Linked DNA regions of Homo sapiens: region 1 is linked to region 2. The links are chromatin loops, found by intact Hi-C in ENCODE. Cell type or tissue: IMR-90. All regions are shown on one strand. Each heading gives the region's core, and the rest is flanking DNA. Links, peaks and the distances in the headings are about the cores only.

Region 1 (10,859 bases), core at 1,077-9,076, 85 kb after region 2:
CCTCTAAAAGTATATATATTCATGAACTCCAAAATGGAGTACTCAACAACAAAACAAAGAATCCCATTAAAAAGTGGGCAAAAGACATGAATAGAAATTTTTCAAAAGACATACAAATGGCCAAAAAGCATATGAAAGAATGCTCAACATCACTAATCATCAGAGAAATGGAAATAAAAACACAATTAGATGTCATCTTACAATACTCAGAATGGCTATTATTAAAAAGACAAAAAGTAACAGATTTTGACAAGGAGGTAGGGAAAAAGGAGCACTTATACACTGCTGGTGGGAATATAAATTAGTACAACCTCTATAAAAAGCAGTATGGAGATTTCTCAAATAACTAAAAATAGAACTACCATTTGATCCAGCAATCCCATTATTGGGTATCTGCCCAAAGGAAAACAAAATTATCATTATCAAAAAGATGCCTGCATTCATATGTTTACTACAGCACTATTTACAATGGCAAATAACCTAAGTGTCCATCAACAGATGAATGAAGAAAATATGGTATATATACAAAATGGAATACTATGCAGCCATAAAAAGGATAATATCATGTCTTTTGCAGCAACATGGATGGAACTGGAGGCCGTTAGCTTAACAGAAAGACAAATGCTGCATGCTCTCCCTTATAAGAGGAAGCTAAATCATGTGTACACATGGACATAGAGTATAGAATAATAGACAATGGAGACTCAGAAGGGTGGGCAGGTAGGAGGAGGATGAATAACAAATTACTGAATGGGTACAATGTACATTATTTGGGTGATGGATACAATAAAAGCTCAGATTCACCATTAAGCATTACATCCATGTAACAAAATTACAATTGTACCCTGTAAGTTTATACCAAAAAAGTGGAGTATTTGAATGTAGTCATGTATACATTGTATGTAGTCACTATAGATAGTGATCACTTGGTTTGATTTTTAAATTAATATTTAGGTATGTTTACGTTTTTATGGAACCTTGATTTAAAAATCAAACCAAGTGATTAGTAGCTATAATCAGAATATATGTGATCTCCAGGGATGTAGACTATGCAGTTGTAAATGTAAAATATTTTTTACTCCTGTTATTCCAACAGCACACCAAACACTTACCAAGAGAGATTTGAAAATTTCCTGTATTTTCACATAATGTTTTTGCAAAGGCCAATCACTTGTAGATATTAAATAAATAGTACCAAATTATTATCAATAAGTGCTATGTGGACTAAGTTATAGAACTTGGCCTTTTTTTACTCCTTTTATTCCAACAGCACACCAAACACTTAACCAAGTGAGATTTGAAAATTCCCTGTATTTTCACATGATGTTTTTGCAAAGGCCAATTACTCATAGATATTAAATAAATAGTACCAATTTATTATCAATAAGTGCTATGTGGACTAAGTTATAGAACTTGGCCTTTTGAATATACTTGTAGTAAACACAATTCTTTTGGTGTTATTCCAGTGATATTTGTCAGGTAACACAGCAAAACTGATTTTCAGATATAATTAAATTTCCTAATTTGTGGACCTTAGCATAGGGAGGCTATCTGAATGGGCTTTATTTGATCACATGAGCTCTTTAGAATCAGGGCCTTTTTCTTTGGTTGACAGAACGGAAAGTCGGGGAGAATGGACAAATTTAATATGAGGCAGTATCTCTTTTGCTAAGCTGGAGTGGGCCACAGAGCAAGGACCTGGAGCAGACTCAAGAAAATGAAAGAAGTCCCAGGCCAACACTTGGCAAGAAAATGCAATTGAATTCTGCAGAAACCTGACTGAGCATAGAAATATATTCTTCCACAGAGCCTCAAGGTCCCAGCCCAGGCAACACCTTAACCTTGTATTAGGGCCTGAACAGAGAACCAGGTGAGTCCACCTGCAATTCTGAACTAAAAAGCTGTGAGACAGTGAATAAGCATTGTTTCAAGCTGCTAGTTTGTGGTAATTGACACAGTTGTCTCTCAACACTGTAAAAGTTATTGGCTCAGAATTCCCTGGGCATCCTTTGGTGGACATTGAACAGAAAGCCAGATGAATTACTCACTGGGCTCAGCTTATTTTTTCTTATGGCTTTGAGTTTATCTTTCATGACTCCCGGGTGAATGCAGGCATACATGAAATGTAGGGTAAGCTCTGATACCTAAGTAGAGAGTATGTATGATGAAAACTAAAGGAGAAATGCCTGTTTAAAATGTTAGTTTGTCCTATCTGATAAAATCTCAACTATTAAGTGAAGTCATTGTCTTCAACACTTAACATTTATAATATAACTCAGCTCAAAAACTTAGAGAGGGACCACACGATGCCTGGTTCTGTGCTATCCAAGCCAGATTCAATAGGTCGGTGTAAGTAATAATCTACCAGAGAAAGCAAAGGTAGCCTAAAGTGGTCTAGGGTAAAAATTCTGGAAAAATACAGAAAACTATGGAACTGTATGAACAGGTTGAGGATAAATATGACTCAGTTAGTGAAGATATTCTTTTTTGAGGTATATCAGTTGTCAGTTACTTGGGTATTACTAATCCCCGCAGTGTGGGGCATCTACATCTCTGATATTTATTGAAATTTGTTTAAAAGCGTGATACCTTATATAGTAGAAAACTAAAAATTATTTTTTCTAATTTTATTTATTTTTTTAACTTTTATTTTAGGTTCGGGGTATAAGTGCATGTTTGTTATATAGATAAAATTGTGTCACAGGAGTTTGTTGTACAGATTATTTCATCACCCAGGTACTAAGCCAAGTACCCAGTAGTTATCTTATCTGCTCCTCTCCCTCTTCCCAACCTCCACCCTAAAGTAGGCCCCAGTGTCTGTTGTTCTCTTACTTGTGTCCATGAGTTATCATCATTTAGCTCCTGCTTATAAGTGAGAACATGTGGAATTTGGTTTTCTGTTCCTGTATTAGTTTGCTAAAGACAATGGCCTCCAGCTCCATCTGTGTTGCTGCAAAATACATAATCTCGGTTCTTTTTATGGCTGCGTAGTATTTCATGATGTGTATGTACCACATTTTATTTATCCAATCTGTCATTGATGGACATTTAGGTTGATTCCACATGTTTGCTATTGTGAACAGTGCTGCGGTGAACATCGGCATACATGTGTCTTTAGGGTAGAATGTTTCATATTCCCCTGCGTATATACCCAGTAACAGGATTGCTGGATCAAATGGTAGTTCTGTTAGCTCTCTGAGGAGTCACCCTACTGCTTTCCACAGTGGTGGAACTAATTTACACTCCTATCAACAGTGTATAATGTTCCCTTTTCTCTGCAACCTCGCCAGCATCTGTTATTTTTTGACTTTTTAGTAATAACCATTCTGATTGGTATGAGATGGTATTCATTTTGGTATTGATTTGCATTTCTCTGATTATCAGTGATATTGAAATTTCTTTATATGCTTGTTGGCTGCACGTATGTCTCCCTTCTTTAGAGAAGTATCTGTTTATGTTCCTTGCCCACTTTTTAACAGGGTTGTTTTTCTCTTGTTAATTTGTTTAAGTTCCTTATTGATGCTGGATATTAGACTTTTGTCATATGCATAGTTTGCATATATCGTCTCCCATTCTGTATGTTGTCCATTTATTCTGTCAATAGTTTCTTTTATCATGCAGAAAAACTTTAGTTTTAGATCCTATTTGTTAATTTTTGCTTTTGTTGTAATCGCTTTTGGCATCTGTGTCGTGAAATCTTTGCCCATTCCTGTGTTCAGGATAGTATTGCCTAGATTGTCTTCCAGGGTTTTTATAGTTTTGGGTTTTCCACATAAGTCTTTAATCCATCTTGGGCTGATTTTTGTATATGGTGTAAGGAAGGGGTCCAGTTTCAATCTTCTGCATGTGATTAGCCACTTATCTGAGCACCATTTATTGAATAAAAAGTCCTTTCCCCATTGCTTTTGTCAGCTTTGTCGAAGATCAAATGATGCTAAAAATCATTTCTAACAATTCATAAATGGAGGAGATTATGTTCCTCTAATTCTTTGCTTCTGATAAGTTCTTGACAATAGTTTTGGATTTTGCCTTCTGCACCTCCCATCTCATTTCTGTGTGTTTTGCCTCTTGTACTTCCCATCTATTTTCTAGTACAAGTTGCTGATCTGGACACTTCTTTCCTCAATTACTACCATCATAAAGTCTGTGCGGGGCAAAGATACATCAAATAGTTTGGTGCAACTAAAGAGGATCTATAATAATATGTAACGTTGTAAAAAACTTAAAATTTAATTAAACACTGTTAATTTTAAGAAGTCAGTCCTTTCCCCTGGAGGTATTTTAACTAGAACACTGTTATTTAACTTTCTCTATTTTACTAAATGTTGCCGTTTTTCAAACGCAACTGCTTATCAATTCCATATCTAGAATGTGTAAACATTGTGCTGCATCATCCCTAGATAATCAGTCTATATTTGTAGTACTTTAATTCACAACCAACATACAAATCTTCTTATGAAGTCCTGAACAGGAAAAACTAGACAGAGTGATGAATTTTAGAATAGAGTTTGCCTGGGTATTTACAAGGTGCTCGAGACAATTTTCTTTTTAGAATAATGGAAATATATAAATTGATAGAAGTATGGGTCACAGAGGTATATACACTGATCAAAATTTATCAAACTGTATACTTAAGATTTATAGATTTCAATATGTATAATTCCTTCATCCAAAAGGTAAGAAAAAGATAAGATATATACTAAGAAAGAGAATGAGAGGGAGACAAAAGGGGAGCAAAAGGTAAATATGCTAAAAAATAAAAATAGTGAGACTTACTGGAAGGTTTTCAGAAATCTTTATGACCAAAGTGAAATTTAAGTTGTGTACTTAAGGATAGAAAAAAAAAGACAGATACTGATGAGAGAGAAAATAATAAGCTATATATATATATATATATATATATATTATGATGTGAAGGAGCTCCTCAGAGAAGACAGAGTTTGTTTGGTTAGAAAGTGAGTTATGGCTGAGTGTGGTGGCACATGACCATAGTCCCAGACCTTTGGGAGGCCAAGACGGGAAGATCTCTTGAGGCCACAAGATTTAGGCCATCCTGGGCAACATAGCAAGATTCTGTGTCTACAAAAAATAAAAATAAAAAATTAGCCATGTGTGGTGACACACACCTGTAGTCCCAGGTACTTGGGGAGTTGAGGTGGGGGGCTTGCTTCAGCCCAGGAGTGCAAGGCTGCAGTGAGCTATGATTGTGCCACTGCATTCCAGCCCAACACAGGAATAAATGGAAACAACTTTGTGGAAGCTTCTGAAAGTTAAGCTAAGAAATTTGAAATCTGTCAATCACTGAGAACCATTGAAGGTTTAATGGCTCAAGCATTAAGCCTCTACCCAGAAATCCATTTGTATAATTAGTATGTCAAATTAATTACTCATAAAATAGGAGAAATGGAACATTTTTTAAAAGGAGCAAAACAAATGAAATTCATGCGGATGGTAGTAAAAGAATGTGTGTGTGTGTACAGTAAGTAATAATAATTGCAAATCCTTACATAAAGGCACAGAATGCAAGTCATTATTCCAAGCACTTTGTATTTCTTAAATAATTTGAATTTCACAACTGTCTTAAAGCGTAAACATTATTACTCTTATTCCCATTTCATAAAAAAGAAAGAGGTTGCACAGAGAGAGTCAGCAATTTGTGCAGATTTTCATGCCTATTACATAGTTGCAGTAGCCTCTAAACCCAGGTAGTGGAAGGTCAAACATTTTGCCAAGTAAAGTTTTAGGTTATATCCACCATTCCATGAAGGAGCATAGTTCAATCTATACTAGAGAAAGAAAAACTTTGTATAAATTTTGCTGACTTCACAGATTTGTTTTGGGACTCTGTTGAAATCAATGTATAAGAACAAGGACTCTCAGGTTCCTTCAACAAGTATGCTATTCTAAAAATTTGGAAGCCAGCACTCACTGTAAATAGAGCGTGTACAATTGTTTGAAGAGTAGTGCACAGGGGATAGTTGGGAAATGATTCACCACCAAGCAATTTGCTACCCTCTCTGAGTGTTCAAAAGAAAGGATGGAAATGAATATAATGGAGATGTTTTAGCCTCATTGGTGGTTTTCTCATCTCTCAAGGGTCTAAGAAAGTAAATGAAACTGAAAAAGCTCTGGGTAAAAAATACATCTGGGTGCCATTCCAATGAGCTTAAGCCTATATTGTGATAGCTTTGTGTTTTGAAAAGCTTTAGAAGAAAAAAGCTGTGTGGCTATTGAGTTTGGCCAGAGTAGATATCTGTGAGATGGTGAACTCTCTTTTATGTTCTACTTCAGATTATTTCACGTTTGCTGCATTAAAATAGCAGATATAAAAACTTTAGATTCTGCTTTTAATCAACAGAATTCTTGAGAGTTCAGATAAAGCCAAACATTCAAAAACTCTTGTCAAGTTCTTTATTCACTTCATCATATTTATGCACTTGAGGCAACTAGAAAAAATATGGCATTCTTTATATAATCATAAAAGTAGACATGGGCAAATCTAAAGAGATCTCAAACATATGTAAAAGCCCTCTTTCCTTGTTTTAATATTTTATAGACGGTAGCAACTTTAACATTAAAATCTAGAATTATTTCCAAAGGAAATCATAATTATTTGAAAGCAGGAAAACTTGGGATAAACTTGCATCGACAAAATAAGGTAATTAAAAGTAAGAAAATAATTTAAATCTAATTTCATCCCTTTCTTAAATGCTCATTAAGGATTATGTCAATTAAATGGATACTGTGATAGTAGGTGTTGTGCAAATAAAAGATGAACTGAAATAATTTGGGAGATTTAACTGGCAAGTTATCAACCATAAAGAAAGCCTCTGAAATTTGTTTTAATAGTTTTCTGAGCTGTTGAGCTTTCTAAAGAGAGAAACTTTAATAAATTGTATAGATTCTTGTCCAAACCCCTCATGTTATGGCTAGCCATAAAATTGTTACTCTTTTTTTAAAAATTAATGACTCCATTATTTTCAGATTTCTCTGTGTATCAAACAGTTTCTTTAAATAAATGTCAAGTTTTATTAGAGACTTTCTGGTTGTATCTCCTTAACAACACATTGAATGAGAACAAATAATCAAGTCCTATGTACCCTTAAGCTTTGGAGGAACCCAGAAAGAAGGCAGAAAAGGGGAAGGGATGGTGCTGTTCACCAGCTAGGTGTGTACTTTCAAGCAAGTCAAGACACTCTTATGATTTTGCTTTCTCGTCTACAAAGTGTAGATTTAGCCAAGCCTGTCTCTCAGGATTATTTCCTATTTCAATTAAGCATTAAATATTTGAAAAGTGTGATCCTAGGCACTGAGGTTGCATGGTAAATAAGACAGACATAATTTTCTGCTTTTTTAAAGCTTATATTCTAGTGGAAGAGAGAGAAAATGCATAATTAAATAAATAAATGTATAGAATGTCATATTCTATTAAGAAAAATACATTAGGGCAAAAGATCAAGAATATGATTTCACCACATATAGTGACCAAGGAAAATGTCTCTGAGAAAATGACATATACCTAACCTATCAAATGTAATTACAGATGTTAAAAAAATAGAGGATTGGAAATCCTTATATATGCAGACAAGAATACTATAACCCTACTTTTTAGCTGAAAAATATCAAAAGAAAAGTAGAATTTATTTGAAGTTCACCCTTAAGTTCAGTCAGCTAGGATAGAATGACAAGATACTGTGTTGTACTTCAAAATATAGCCCCTACAAATACTTAAAAGTCAAACAAAAAAACAGCCCCAGGGCTTGTTGCAATAGTGTTGTCATCCATCTCTCCGAACATTTCAGGGAGATTGCAAACTGAAACAGACTCTCTCCACTGTACAAGAAACAGAGTTACTCTAAGAGAATATATGAATGTTGTTTCACACAGGGGCCTGATGGCTGGTAGTGACAGCTTGGAACAGTTTATTGAGAAGGGGAAAGTGCCTATGTGGGCTCCATTAGTGATGTATGCCCTGGGTGTTTGTTAGGGAGATGAATGGTGCCTGACAGACCTTTATTTCCCATTGCTACTCTATAATATCTGTTTAATGCCTATGCTGTCTCTCAGAGAAAATCTTGCACTTCCCCTTGGCACAATTACACCTATTAAACAAATATTGTGTAAAGTAAAAAAAAAAAAAACAAAAAACTCTATCACTCAGAAGCATCACCTTTTTTTTTCCACTGAAAACAGCCTCCCTCTCACCATCCTTATTATAGATGCAAAGCCTCTTTTGTGATAGGGATGTATAATGGTAGCATCTCGGTGGGATTAAACAGTACCCTGTGGCTGCCAATAGTCAAGTAGCTTTGCTGATGGTTGCATTGTAATTATCTATTTGCTTCTCTCTCTGATCTCTGGACTGGACTTACTGACAAAGGAAAATATGTCCTTCTGTATTCCAAGTGGTCAGCACACCACCATAAGCACTTAACAAATATTTGATGAATGAAAACATGAAGAGCTGCCATAGAAGTTATCCCTCTGAATGTATGCTGGTGGTGGGAAGAGGAGGAGTTTTCATCATTTTTCTAAACATGATTGCAGCTGCTTTGAGAGCAATCCAAGAATATGATTTGCCATACAAGACTAATCAGGAAATTCCTTTTATGATCTCATTTTCAGACAGATTAAATATAACTGGCAAGCACAAACTCAGCGTGTAATATCCCATAGGCACTGCAATTGTGAATCCAAGTAGTTTCAAACAAGCACCCAGTAGACAGCCGGCTGCTCTGTTCATTATCAGGAACAAATGCTGAGCCTTTAGATAGTTTGTCTAGATCCCGGGAATCACAGGCCCAAAGAAGCGTCATAAAGAACACAAATTGGCTCAGACACAACGTCTAATGTAGTCCCCTTTAAATTCAAAATACTTTCCCGTTTAATGACAGTTGAAAAATTTAATACATTTGCTTCTATTCTCCCAAAATATTACATTAATTTTATGTGTTTTGTTTTTAATTCTTTGTTCATGCTTCAGTTATCTTACTTCCATTTTGGCACACAAATTACCATTTTAAATGAATAATTCTAGAGTGAGTCAACTTTTTATAATATGAATCTGGTACCCTTATTTCATCAGTTTAAGGTTTTCCTTTTGTTAATAAACCAAATTTGTGTTACTCCATTCCTTCCTTCTGTTTTACTGTGGGGAGTCCTGTTTTTCTGTTTACTTATTTGTTCCTAAAGTCACTGTTGTTAAGTACATACTGGACTAATAAGAGGATCCTCTCATGTTACAAACCTGTCCTCGGTAAGGGGTCCTCTGTTCGAAATGGCCTCTGTCCACTTTTTCCAAAGGTCTCTGCTCTTTTCATTAGCTGCCTTCTTAAGTTTGTGGACATGCATCCTCCCTCCGGCTGCTACTGTTTGTATCAACTATGCTCAATGATCTTTGTTTTTAACGCCTGTAATAACAGCTGAGACCAGATGGCAAATTGTGGTAAAACAGTATTATAGATTTAGATACAAGCAAAGAGAAGTACAACATAAAATAGAAATAATTTAACATTTCTAATAAATCCTGCATGTCCAACCCTACTTCCGTGGGGATTCTATTGAGAGCAGGGCCGTTTCCTTGTAACATTTGTCAGCTTTTTCCCCATTCCCAATAGCAATGGTGGTGACAATGCTTTACAGAAGAGTGTCTCCATGCCTGCCTTTTACAGCCGCTTTCCTTAGTTGTAACATCTTGGACCCTGACCCTTTCCTAGATACCATTGTTAACAGTAAAATACCCACTTTTTCAGAGAAAAAAAAAAAAAAGCATTATCAATCCACAAGAGTATGGTCTTGTCTAATAACATCCGAAAGAGATCAACTGCTCTCAAATAAAACAAGACAACATCAGTACTTTTAGAATTTTCTGCCTTATATACCATTTTGTGCATAGTATATGGAGAAAATATCAACAGCCTTATCCTGTTTGAGATTGATGACATCCGGTTTGTTCATGTCCTTATTTGATTAGTTTTCCTGTCTTTTTTTATAGGACTCATATTCTTTCATATTTTTCCTTTCTCTTGGCTTTTATCTTTTGACCATGTTATAACTCCACTTTCCCAAATCCCAATGGACAAGTAATTTGGAAAAAGTATTTGTGGAACAAGTAACTTGGAAACAGTACCATCTAAATTCTCCTTAGGAAAAGTACCACTACTTCCAAATGAGCAACAAAGGAGCAAGAGATGCTTCAGAAACATATTCTTCTCTCATCATTCCTATTCAACCTAGTATCAGAAATTAGCTAGTAGAATAGGAAATAAAATAAACTAGAAAAGAAAATATAAAACTCTTTCTTTTTGTAGATGTTGTTATTGGTTATTGTCTACATAGAAAATCCAAACGAATCCACAAAAAAGCTCTAAAGTCTGGTAACTGCTGTGGAAAATCACATAATAAAAGACCAATATATTAAAATCAATTTAACTTCTGTATACTAGCTGGTTGCTGGTATTTCAATTTTATTTCAACTGGAAATTGAGATAATAATGAAACAGTACCACTTATAATAGTACCCCCCCAAAAAATCCTTGGATATTACATTAACAAGTATTTTATAGATTTGTATGGTAAAAATTATGCAAGTCTTACAGAAAAAATAAGGCTTAAACAATTGAGAGATAAATAGTATCCATGTATTGAAAGGATCAGCGAGGTGCCAAGATGGCTAACTAGAAGCATCTAGTGCACACCACTCTCACAGAGAGAAAGGAGAGAAAGGAGAGAGAGAGTGGCGAGTAAACAGTAGCTTTTTAAGTGGATCATTGACTAGGCCATGTTGGGATGCACCAAGGAAGCAATAGCAGCTAACAAAGAGCAGGAAAGAGCAAGGCAAGACAGCCACCTCCCTAGGA
Region 2 (10,859 bases), core at 1,567-9,566:
GAAATATCCAAAGGCACCTTTATAGTAGTGAAACTATCACTTTTCATTTATATAATCCTTTCATTTCAGGAGCTCACAGTGGTTCAGAAATGCTATTCCACTGATCCTCACAGTCATTCTTAGAGACACTGACAGGCGCTTATTAAAATGGGAAGTGGATCTGGTTCTAGGAAATGATAATCATAGTTAACTTCAGGGCAAAAGAAAACGGTCTTGCCAGGGAAATAAATTTATATTCCTTCCCAAGGTGGGAACATTTAACTAGAGGATGAGACCCTGGCACATGGTTACTGTAGTGTCTCACATTCTGAGGATATGATTAACCCAGCAGCTGAGATAAGCCAGACACCGCAGCATCTGTTTAACTCACTACCTCCTTTGGGGAACTCAATTTGTTGTGAACATAAATCTGACCAACATTCTCCCAAAAGTTTCCTCTTTCTCCTCTGTGACTGTGTTCGATGCCAACAAATGAAAATATGTTTAAATATACAAATAACATATAGATGTAAATAAAAGCTGTGGCTACTTGCACACCTCTAGCAGTACAGTTATCAGGAGAGCCACCCTTATTTATTTTTTGAAACACATCTAGCAAGAATCCAAATTACTCTGATTAGGGCAGGGATTTGCAGTTGTTAATTGTAGTGTGCTAGTGGGTGCCCACATAGGTTACCAGAGACCCACAAAATTGTTTCAGGGGGGCAGTACTTCCTGTCCCTTTTTGGGGGTAAAACTTTGGATGTGCATGAGTGCAGTTTTTCTTCTGTGTTGGCTATTCATACATTTCATAATATTTTCAAAGACAATAGTAAATGTTAATGTTTAAGAACCACTGCTCTTGGGTATGATACAGTGGGGTAAATCAGTTAAGTTATAACATCAAAAAGTAAAGCAAAAGTCAGTAAAGTACAAATTACATTTTAGATTGGAGCATGTCGACAGGACACAGAGTCAAGCTGAAAGAGCTTCCAGTAGTCAATTGCCTTAACAAGTAAACAATAATGTTTCTAGTGATACGCCATTTTGATATAAGGTACCCCTTCACATGATGTGAAGAAAAAGTTACTTCATATTTATTTTGTTGTTCTCCAAATTCCTTAACTCCAGTCTAATCTTAAGAAAGCATCAGGCAAACCCAAATTAAGAGATATTATTCAAAATATATGACAAGTACTCTTCAAAACTCTTATGGTTACTAAAAAACAAGGAAAGCTGGCAGGGCACAGTGGCTCATGCCTGTAATCCTAGCATTTTGGGAGGCTGAGGTGAGCAGATTGCCTAAGCTCAGGAGTTTGAGACCAGCCTGGGCAAAACAGTGAAACCCCGTCTCTACTAAAATACAAAAACAATTAACTGGGTGTGGTGGTGTGTGCCAGTAGTCCCAGCTACTCGGGAGGCTGAGACAGGAGAATCACTTGAACCCAGGAGGTGGAGGTTGCAGTGAACTGAAATTGAGCCATTGCACTCCAGCCTGCGTGACACAGCGAGACTCCATCTCTCAAAAAAAAATACAAGGAAAGCCTTGGTATATGTCACAGACTGGAAAAGACTAAACAGCTGTAGTAACAAAATGCAATATTATATTCTGGACAGGATCCTAGAATAGAAAAAAAAAACCTGGTCAATTCTGAATAAAGCTATATTATTTAATAGTGTTGAATCATTGTTAAGTATTTGAGCAATTGTACCATGATTTTGTGTGATACTAACATGAAATAAAATGAGGTTAAGTGTATATGGGTATTCGATGTATCATCTTTAATAATGTTCCTTTGGATACAACTTTTAAAAATTGTATGAGGTTCACTTTATTTATTTTGTTAATTGTAGTTATGGTATTAAATTCAAGAATCCATTGCCAAATCCTAGGTTGTGAAGATTTACGCCTAAGTTTTATTCTGCTAGTTTTATAGTTTTAGCTCTGATGCGTAGTTTGTTGATTGATTTTGAATTAATTCTGATAGATGAAGTTGAAGTCTGATTTAATTTTTTACAATTTTTCCATCATCATTGCTCCAGTAATTATTTTTTTTAATCATTGAATGATTTTGGAACCCTTATCAAAAATCCATTGTTCATAGATGTGAGAGTTTATTTCTACTCTGATTTCTATTCCATTGGTCAGTGTGTCTATCCCTCATAGCAGTGCCACATTGTTTTGATCACTGCAGCTTTGTAAGTTTTGAAACTGGAGAATGTGAGTCCTCCTACTTTGCTCATTCTTTTTCAATATTGTTTTGACTATTCAGAGTCCCTTGAAATTCTATATGAATTTGAGGATGGGCTTTTCTATTTTTGAAAGAAAAGAGGACCATAAGTCTTTAAATACATCTTCTTTGTGTGCCTTTGGAAAGTGGTTATCTGTACATAATTCCACAATGTCACACCCAAATTTACCTCACTTGAGGCTATCTAGATTTCCTTTCTACTTTTCTTGAAGGAATTTCATCTATAGTCATTTATAATATATCCAGATAAGCAAATAAAATAGAATATACCAGTCAGACCATTTCCTGTGTTCAAATACTTGAGATACCTCTTATTTTAATAAAAGTGTTACCTTGGGCAGGTTACTTAATGTTACTGTGTTTTAAATTTCTCAGCTGTGAAACAAGGCTAATGTTCATACTTCATGGGGCTGTTTTAAAGGATAAATCAGTGTGTTAGTGTAATAAAAATACCATTTAGCACCCAGTATGTTCTCAGTAAATGACACCATTATGAAAAGCTGCAATCACTTGAAACAATATTCGAGTTGTGCTGATTGCCATACATACTTGGGAAAAACAAACTGAATTATGGATAGATGTTGCATAATCGGAAGAAAATGAAAAAGTGGCTTGCCATTTTTTATGTGATTTTACTAGAGAGATTGAAAGAAAACCTGGAAGCATTAATAACAGTCTGATTACTGGCTGATTACTGCTAGTCAGTGTAAATTACAATGTCAGAAAGAAATACTGTGGTTCCTAACAATGAACTATTCCAATGCCTCTGAAAGGACACAGATGTGATCAGTTCTAAAGACCTACATAAAGAAAGGTGAAAAGGAGTAATTATAACTGAAACTCACTGTAGATGAGAATAAGATGTATTTATTAATTAGTACTGCCACCTTTGAAAAATAGAGCTGTTTTTTATATCTGCAAAGATCTGTGAAGCATTTTTTTAGGTGGCTGCTATGGTCTCAGTGGTTTACAAAAGCTTATTGCAAAATAAAATATGTCATAAACATGCTTTATTATTAGCCACTTTTTGAAGGAATAATAATAATAACAATATTCTAAATAAGACAACCATTGCTCTAGATTTTTTTAAAAATGCAATGGTTTATAATTATGACAGTGGCTGCTTGACCCTGATAAAATTTGAGGTAAAAAATAGCAAGGGCAAGCAACTCAAGGGATGAGGAACTCTTATGCCTCTCTCTCTCTCTCTCTCTCTCTGTCTCTCTCTGTGTGTGTGTGTGTGTGTTAGAACTATTAAAATCTGACAAGTAGCTGAAAGAAATTTTTAATGAAGAACAGACACCATCCTCTTACATCCCCAGCCCCAACACATTGCTATAGACAATATTTGGAGACAACTTGAATTAAAATAACTTTCAGGTGAGTTTGGTTTCCCCAGTGGCAAAAGATCTGATTTACCAATTTGTATTAATATGTAAAGACTTCTGGATTCTAAAATAATTTTGAGTAAATATCTAGAATTAAGTATGACAGTTATTATTATAGAAGTTCCAAACAGAAATATCATCTGAAATTCATTTTTCTGCAATCTGAAGATTTCAGATAAAGGAATGAGAAAATGTACTTTGCTAGCCATGAATTCCTCATGGGCTAGTTTGACCTTAGTGCATGTTCATACTATTAAATAATTAAAAAGTAATAACAAATAGATAAATATCAAATGACCTCTATTAGGGAATTTTAAATCGACTCCCCAACAAAACTTATCAGAAGACCACATTACCAAAAATGGGGAAATGCTACAGAGAAAAGAACTGTAAAAATGTTTTGAAAGTGCATGCAGCCTAAATCAATAAATTGGACATTTTTTTAATCCACTCATCCACAGATGGACACTTAAGTTGTTTCCATATCATGGCTATTGTGTATAATACCACTGCAATGAATATGGAAGTGCGGATATCTGAAATGGAATATTATTCAGCTTTAATAAAGGAGATCTTCCCATTTGTGAAAACATGGATGAACCTGGAACATACTATGCTAAATTAAATAATTCAGACACATAAGACAAATATCACACGATCTCACTGATTTGTGAAGTTTTTTTAATGAATATACAAAAATAGGAAGTAGAATGGTCGTTATCAAGGAAGAAAGTGAAGGGAAATGAGATGTTAGCCAAATGATACAAAGTTGTAGTTAGATAGGATGAGTAAAGCTAGAAATATAATGTAGAGCATGAAGACTAAAGTTAATGATATTGTATTGTATCCTGAAAATTTTGTAAGAGTATATTTCAAATGCTCTTACCACATACACACACATATACACACACAATTATGTTAAATAATGGATATGTTAATTTGCTTGACTGTAGTAAGTACTGCACTATATATATCAAAACATCATGTTGTGTACCTTAAGTATATACAATAAAAATAAACAAAAATTTTAAAAAAACACAAAGGACAGTAATTATATAAAGATATTTAAAAATCGGATGCAATGTATCACCTTCATTATAGCTAATATATTTTTGACTAGTTACTGTGGTCCTGTCCTAAGAGTTTAACGTGCCTTATTTCATTTTGCTTTTATACCAAATTAAAGAGGTGGAAATTATTATCATTATCTCTCAGACTAAGGTGAGGAAACAGGCTTAAATGGGATGCTGCATCAACCAGCACACAGTTAATAAGAAATGAATTCACTCAACTAGTCTTACATCAGAATCTAAATTTAACTACTGCGATGAACTGGTTCTGAACTGCAGCAGTCACAATTGTCTGCCATTTTCCCATATTTTTCTTAGCTGTGTATATATTCATATGATGTTGGTGATTATAATATCAACATCTTTAATTTATTAAATATCCCCAAGGTGCTGTGTTATTCTTTCTATATAATGATATGTAATTTTTACAGAAAACTATTATTGTTATCCTCATGTGAGAAGCGAGAAAACATTGAGGTCCAAAAAGTTTAGTCTTTTTCCTAGTGATGCAGAATGTAAGGCAGAATTTGAACTCAAAGCTCAGGTTTTGAACCAGAAGTCAAGAAAGGTGTAAAAAACATGGAACCAAGAGAAAATGTCATTCACGGTCCAGAGTGGCACAGATCTATGGGATCTAGGTGGCAGAGATAGATAGATGCTATTTGTAGCATGATAGAAATACTGTTGAGGGGCACATGACCCAGTTTGGATGAAAAGGAAGTGTGCAGACATGGGTTCGTCATGGAGCATTTTAGACACTATCTTGACTTTGAGTGAAGAATTTGCCGGGTGAATAAAGGTGGTGACTCATTACAGAGTCATGAGAAACATTAGCCATCAGAGCAATGCAAGTACGTTGTGGAATTCTGTACATTTGTGTAATGAGGAGTGATTCTGAAGGAATTTGTGTTTAAAACACTCCAGGGTCACTAGGCGTCTATATTCTTGGCTAAAAGCTTTGAGAAGGATACCTTTTACAAGCTAGAAAAATGCGTGATAAACACACTCCTAAGAGGTAATATATATACCACTTATTCTCATTCACATGTGAGAGACAAAAATTGAACTCCTGGAGCTAGAGAGTAGAATGATTGTACCAATGCCTGGGAAGGGTAGTGGGAAGGTGGGGATCAAGAAGCGATGGTTAATGGATACAAAAACTGAGTTGTATAAAATGAATAAGATCTAGTGTTCATAAGCACAGTAGGGTGACTATAGTTAATAATAATTTATTCTATATTTCAAAATAACTAAAAGAGTGGATTTGGAATGTTCCTAACATAAACAAATGATAAGTGCTTAAGATGATACATATCCTATTTAACCTAACTTGATTATTATACATTACATACTTGTATAAAAATATCACATGTACCCCATAAATATTTATAACTATTACTTATCCATAAAAATAAAAATAAATACTGTATTACATGTCTAATAAATACCAAACATGAGCAGGATGCATTTTTAATACTTTATCTCATTAAAGCTTATCAAGAATAATACAAGGTAAGTGCTATTTATTATATTTTATATCTGAGGAAATAGGACGTTGATTGTTCAACTGAACTGGCCAAAGTCATGTGCCAAATAATTGATAACCCCAGATTTCAAATCTAGATTTTAATAAGTCCATAAACCAAAATAAATAGTGTTTTTAAAGTAATCTAGTAATCTCCCTGAAGTCACGGGTCTTATATAACTTGATAATTACTGTATCCGCAGTGCCTGGAGTTGGTGTTTTTCCAGGGTACTCAATATGCATTGTGTTAATTTCAAGTGAGTTACATCAATCTGGATCATAAAATGATCCAGGATCATTTTCCAGAAGTGTGCCCCCAACTTTCTTGAGCATTGATGAGAAAATGTTGATCAACTATGTATTGGCTCACTGTAGTGGTTATTCTTGCTAACCACTTTTTTATTTCTGCATTTCATTTGAATAAGTTTCTTAAGGATAGTTTCTGACTTTCATATTGTGGTTTCTTTTAGAGTGTCTTGGCTTTAGTAAATTATTAGTAATATAATAAATATTTGTGTAATCTGCTTTTTTGCTAAGTGCATCTAAACATCTGTGATCTCCTTGAGCCTTCCTGTAACCCTCCAAAGTAGGTTCGTTAGAATTATCCTTTATCTCCGTTACAAAAATCTATAGATATATTGAATTATTTACTGATTTATTTACTAAGATCAAATGATTTCTATGCATTTTCTTGTTAATCCCATGTTTAGGAACTTGCTTTCTTACCTAATTCTCTATTCTTTCTTTCTTCATGTTATATATCAACTTACTGTCGTCAAATTGGAGAAGAACTTTCATTAGCTGTTTCTTGATTATAACCTTGAAACTCATCAACCATTCATTATAGGAAGTTTTCTCTTGCACCCCATTCATAACACTATACTATAATTGTCTCTGCTCATTATTAGTCTGAAATATTCATGATAGCAAGTGTCATGCTTTTAGAGAGCTCTTCATAATTTTTGGAAAATGATAGATGCTTAGTATTTTTTAAATGAATGAATGTTTGCTTTTTTGCTATTATCACTAACCTTATCTGTTGCAGCTCCTCCACCTGAAAACCCTTCTACACAATCTTAGTTTTCAGCTGGCAATATAACAGAAAGGAGGTTATCTTGATCATTAATGTAGTTATTGTGTTCAACTAAGGAAATCTAGGCGATGCTTAATAAAGCAGCATTTTTGCTATCTATTGTGGCATTCATTTCAAATCTCCTAAAACATGGTAGTTTAAAACAATATTTATTATCTAACAGTTTCTGAGTCAGGATTCTGGGATTGGTTTTGTTATAATTCTGGCTCAGCATTACTCGCAAGGATGAAAAGGGTCAGTTAGGGCTACAGTCACGTCGAGTTTTGACCAATAAAAGATTGGCTTACAAGTACACTCATGTATTGTCAGGCCATAGGTCCTAACTGGCTGTTGCCCGGAGACCTCAATTTTTTGCCACATGAGACTCTCCATAGAGTAGCTAATAGTATGTTAGATTACTACCCTCCAGAGTGAGGACTCTAAGAAAAAGAGAAAGATGTACACACAAAAAACAGGGTCTTTTTGTAACCTAATCTCAGAAGTAAAAGCTTATTACCTCTATTGGTTAGAAGTCACTAGTCCTGCCCCTACTCAAAGTGAGGAGATTATATGCATGAGGGAATGGATACTAGAAAGCAGGGATTGCTAGAAGTCATTTAGAGACTGTCTACCACAGAAAAGGATCAGCGACATTTTATGCTTAATTTATTGTCTGTTAATGTTGACTTCTTCAGATTACATAAACAATGATCAAGGCATAACTTACATTTTAATACTCTTTTGTAATATCCTATTTTATAGACCATTTTTTAAAACATAGATTCTAGATTTTTGTGGACTTAACATATTGATCATAAGTAATAGATATAAAAAGACCAAACACCTGCTCACCTTTGATTTTTTGGATCACAATTTTTGTGATGTTTGGGTTTACATTGGGTTACCATTTATTTTCCCTTGTATTTGTCAGCACTAAGCTAGGAGCTGCCATTACCATGCCTACAGAGAACATAGGAAATGTCAAAGGGAGACCAGAAATAGTATTTTTATATTCTCTTATAAAAGGAGACTTTGATATTTACAGAGAAGTCCCACCTCCACTGCCCCATTGAGTCTATAAAGTCTGAGGATCAGCTCATTCAGTTTGACCCACTTGGCACTAGAGGTAATAAGTACATGTCATAAATTCATGTATGTGTTTTTATAACTACACTTGCTTTCACTTTATTTAGTCATTTATTTATTTTTGCAAATTCCTGTTTCTGAGAGTAAGTGCAGACATATAATGATCCTTTGAGCTAAAAGTATAGTGAGCCTCAATTTTTCACTAAATGAGACCTCCTCGACAATCTTTTTAGTACTCTATAGAAAAACACAAGGTAGCAACCAAAAGTAATGTTTGAGAGCTTCCAGAAAACAGAATATAAAAGTCTTTTGTCTTATCCTTTATTTTTATTCCACCCCCAATACCCAGACCTGCTTACTAAAGTGATTAATTTGACATTGCAAAATTTTTTTTCTGTGATAAAGTCCAAAATGTACCATAATTATAGAGAAAAGGAAATCATGGGTAAATAGTTAAAATTAAAAAGGGAGACAACAATTATGGGTTTTTGGAGCCATATAAAAATAATTAGTGGATATTTTGTAGTCTTAAGAAGAATTTGGAAAACAGAAAAATCATTAGTTGTTTATATGTATAATTAACAGATTCTTGTAAAATTTTTGAATACAGTTTGGCTTCCTCAATTTCTACTGTATTTTTCTTTAAATACCTTAGTTACATAGACTGTAGTTAAGTTTCCACCTAGCCATAGGCAAAGAAAATTATATTGACTGCAAGGGAATACGTGTAGGGTTACAAAAATTTGAGCAATGAGAATTCAGCTTCCAGTAATTGTTGAGTAATTTGGTCAGGATAAGCCTCACATAGATACAAATTATGAAGTTCAGACAAAACATTATTTTTTTTTAAATTAATAGAACTGTAGTTTCACCCAAAGTAAAGATAAGCTAGAAAGCAATCCACTCCAACTAAAGATGGAAGTGTCATTGGGTGATATTTGAATACCTGTAACTTTGGGCCTGACAGGTGGCAAAATTGAAAATTTACTTTTTACTGGTTGCACATGTTAGAAAATAGTAGGTTGTCAGATCAGCTGGGAAATCCATAAATTAGTTCAGCCTTTGTGAAAGACAGTTTGGCAATTCCTCAAAGAACTTGAAACAGAACTACCATTCTACCCAGCAATCCCATTATTGAGTATATATAACCAAAGGAATGCAAATCATTCTACCATAAAGACAAATGTACGTGAATATTCACTGCAGCACCATTCACAATAGCAAAGACATGGAATCAACCTAGACGTCCATCAATGGTGGAATGGACAAAGAAAATGCAGTACACATACAACATAAAATACTATACAGCCATAAAAATGAGATCATGTCCTTTGCAGCAGTATGAATGCAGCTGGAGGCCATTAGTCGAAACAAACTAAGGGAAGAACAGGAAAGCAAATCCACATGTTCTCAGTTATATGTGGGAGCAGAACATTGATCAGACATGGACACAACAAAGGGACAATACACACCATGGCCTACTTGAGGGCAGAGGGTGGGAGGAGGTTGAGGATTGAAAAACTAACTATTGTGTACTATGCTTATTACCTGGATGAGAAAAAACTTGTACACAATACCCCCACGATGTGCAATTTACCTATATAACAAACCTGCATATGTACTTCTGAAACTAAAATACAGGTTTAAAAAATAGCCATTCTGACTGGTATGTGATGGTATCCCATTATGGTATCGATCTGCATTTCTCTGAGGATTAGTAATATTGAGCATTCTTTGATATGTTTGTTGGTTGCTTGTATGTCTTCTTTAGAGAAGTGTTTGTTCATGTTTTTTGCCCACTTTTTAATGAGGTTATTTGTTTTTTACTTTTTCAATTGTTTAAATCCTTATAGATTCTGGATATTATATCTTTGTTGGATGCATAGTTTGCAAGTATTTTTCCCTCTCTGTAAGTTGTCTGTTTACACTGTTAATGTTTTGTTTTGCTGTGCAGAATCTCTTCAGTTTCATTAGGTTTGCATTGTCAATTTTGGTTTTAGTTGCAATTGCTTTTGAGGACTTATTCATAATTTCTTTCCCAAGGCCAATGTCCAGAATGTTGTTTCCTAGGTTTTCTTCCAAGATTCTTATAGTCCAAAATCTTACATTTAAATATTTTTTTCATCTTGAGTTGATTTTCTTCTGTGATGAAGGGTAGCAAATAGTTAGCCAGCTATGCATCAGGTACTGTATTGAATTGGGAATCCTTTCCCCATTGCTTATTTTTGTCAATTTTGTTGAAGATCAGATTGTTGTAGGTGTGTGACTATTTCTTGGTTCTCTATTCTGTTCCATTGGTGTATGTGTCTGTTTTTGGACCAGTACTATGCTGTTGTGGTTACTGTAGGCTTAGAGTTTGAAGTCAGGTAATATGATGCTTCCAGATTTGTTCTTTTTACTTAGGATTGCTTTGGCTATAGGAGCTCTTTTTTGGTTCCATATGAATTTTAGAATAGTTTTTTTTCTACTTCTGTGAAACATAACATT

What was found. Peaks named below come from ENCODE experiments on the same cell type or tissue, not always from the same donor. Only the 100,000 strongest peaks of a DNase experiment are listed, where the experiment ranks them.
Region 1: a loop joins it to region 2, with 2.7 times the contacts of the local background. A loop is called at or near these places in 2 of 110 quality-filtered maps.

The regions. Positions count from the first base shown.
Region 1 is chr11:23,982,763-23,993,621 of GRCh38, forward strand. No RefSeq gene overlaps it. Among named protein-coding and RNA genes, the nearest start is that of LINC02726, 260 kb to the left of the region's middle. In IMR-90, for the core only: no CTCF peak of the experiment used is centred there; DNase peaks (open chromatin) are centred at 5,979 and 8,539; H3K27ac peaks cover 4,409 bases.
Region 2 is chr11:23,897,757-23,908,615 of GRCh38, forward strand. No RefSeq gene overlaps it. Among named protein-coding and RNA genes, the nearest start is that of LINC02726, 170 kb to the left of the region's middle. In IMR-90, for the core only: no CTCF peak of the experiment used is centred there; a DNase peak (open chromatin) is centred at 5,515; H3K27ac peaks cover 2,722 bases.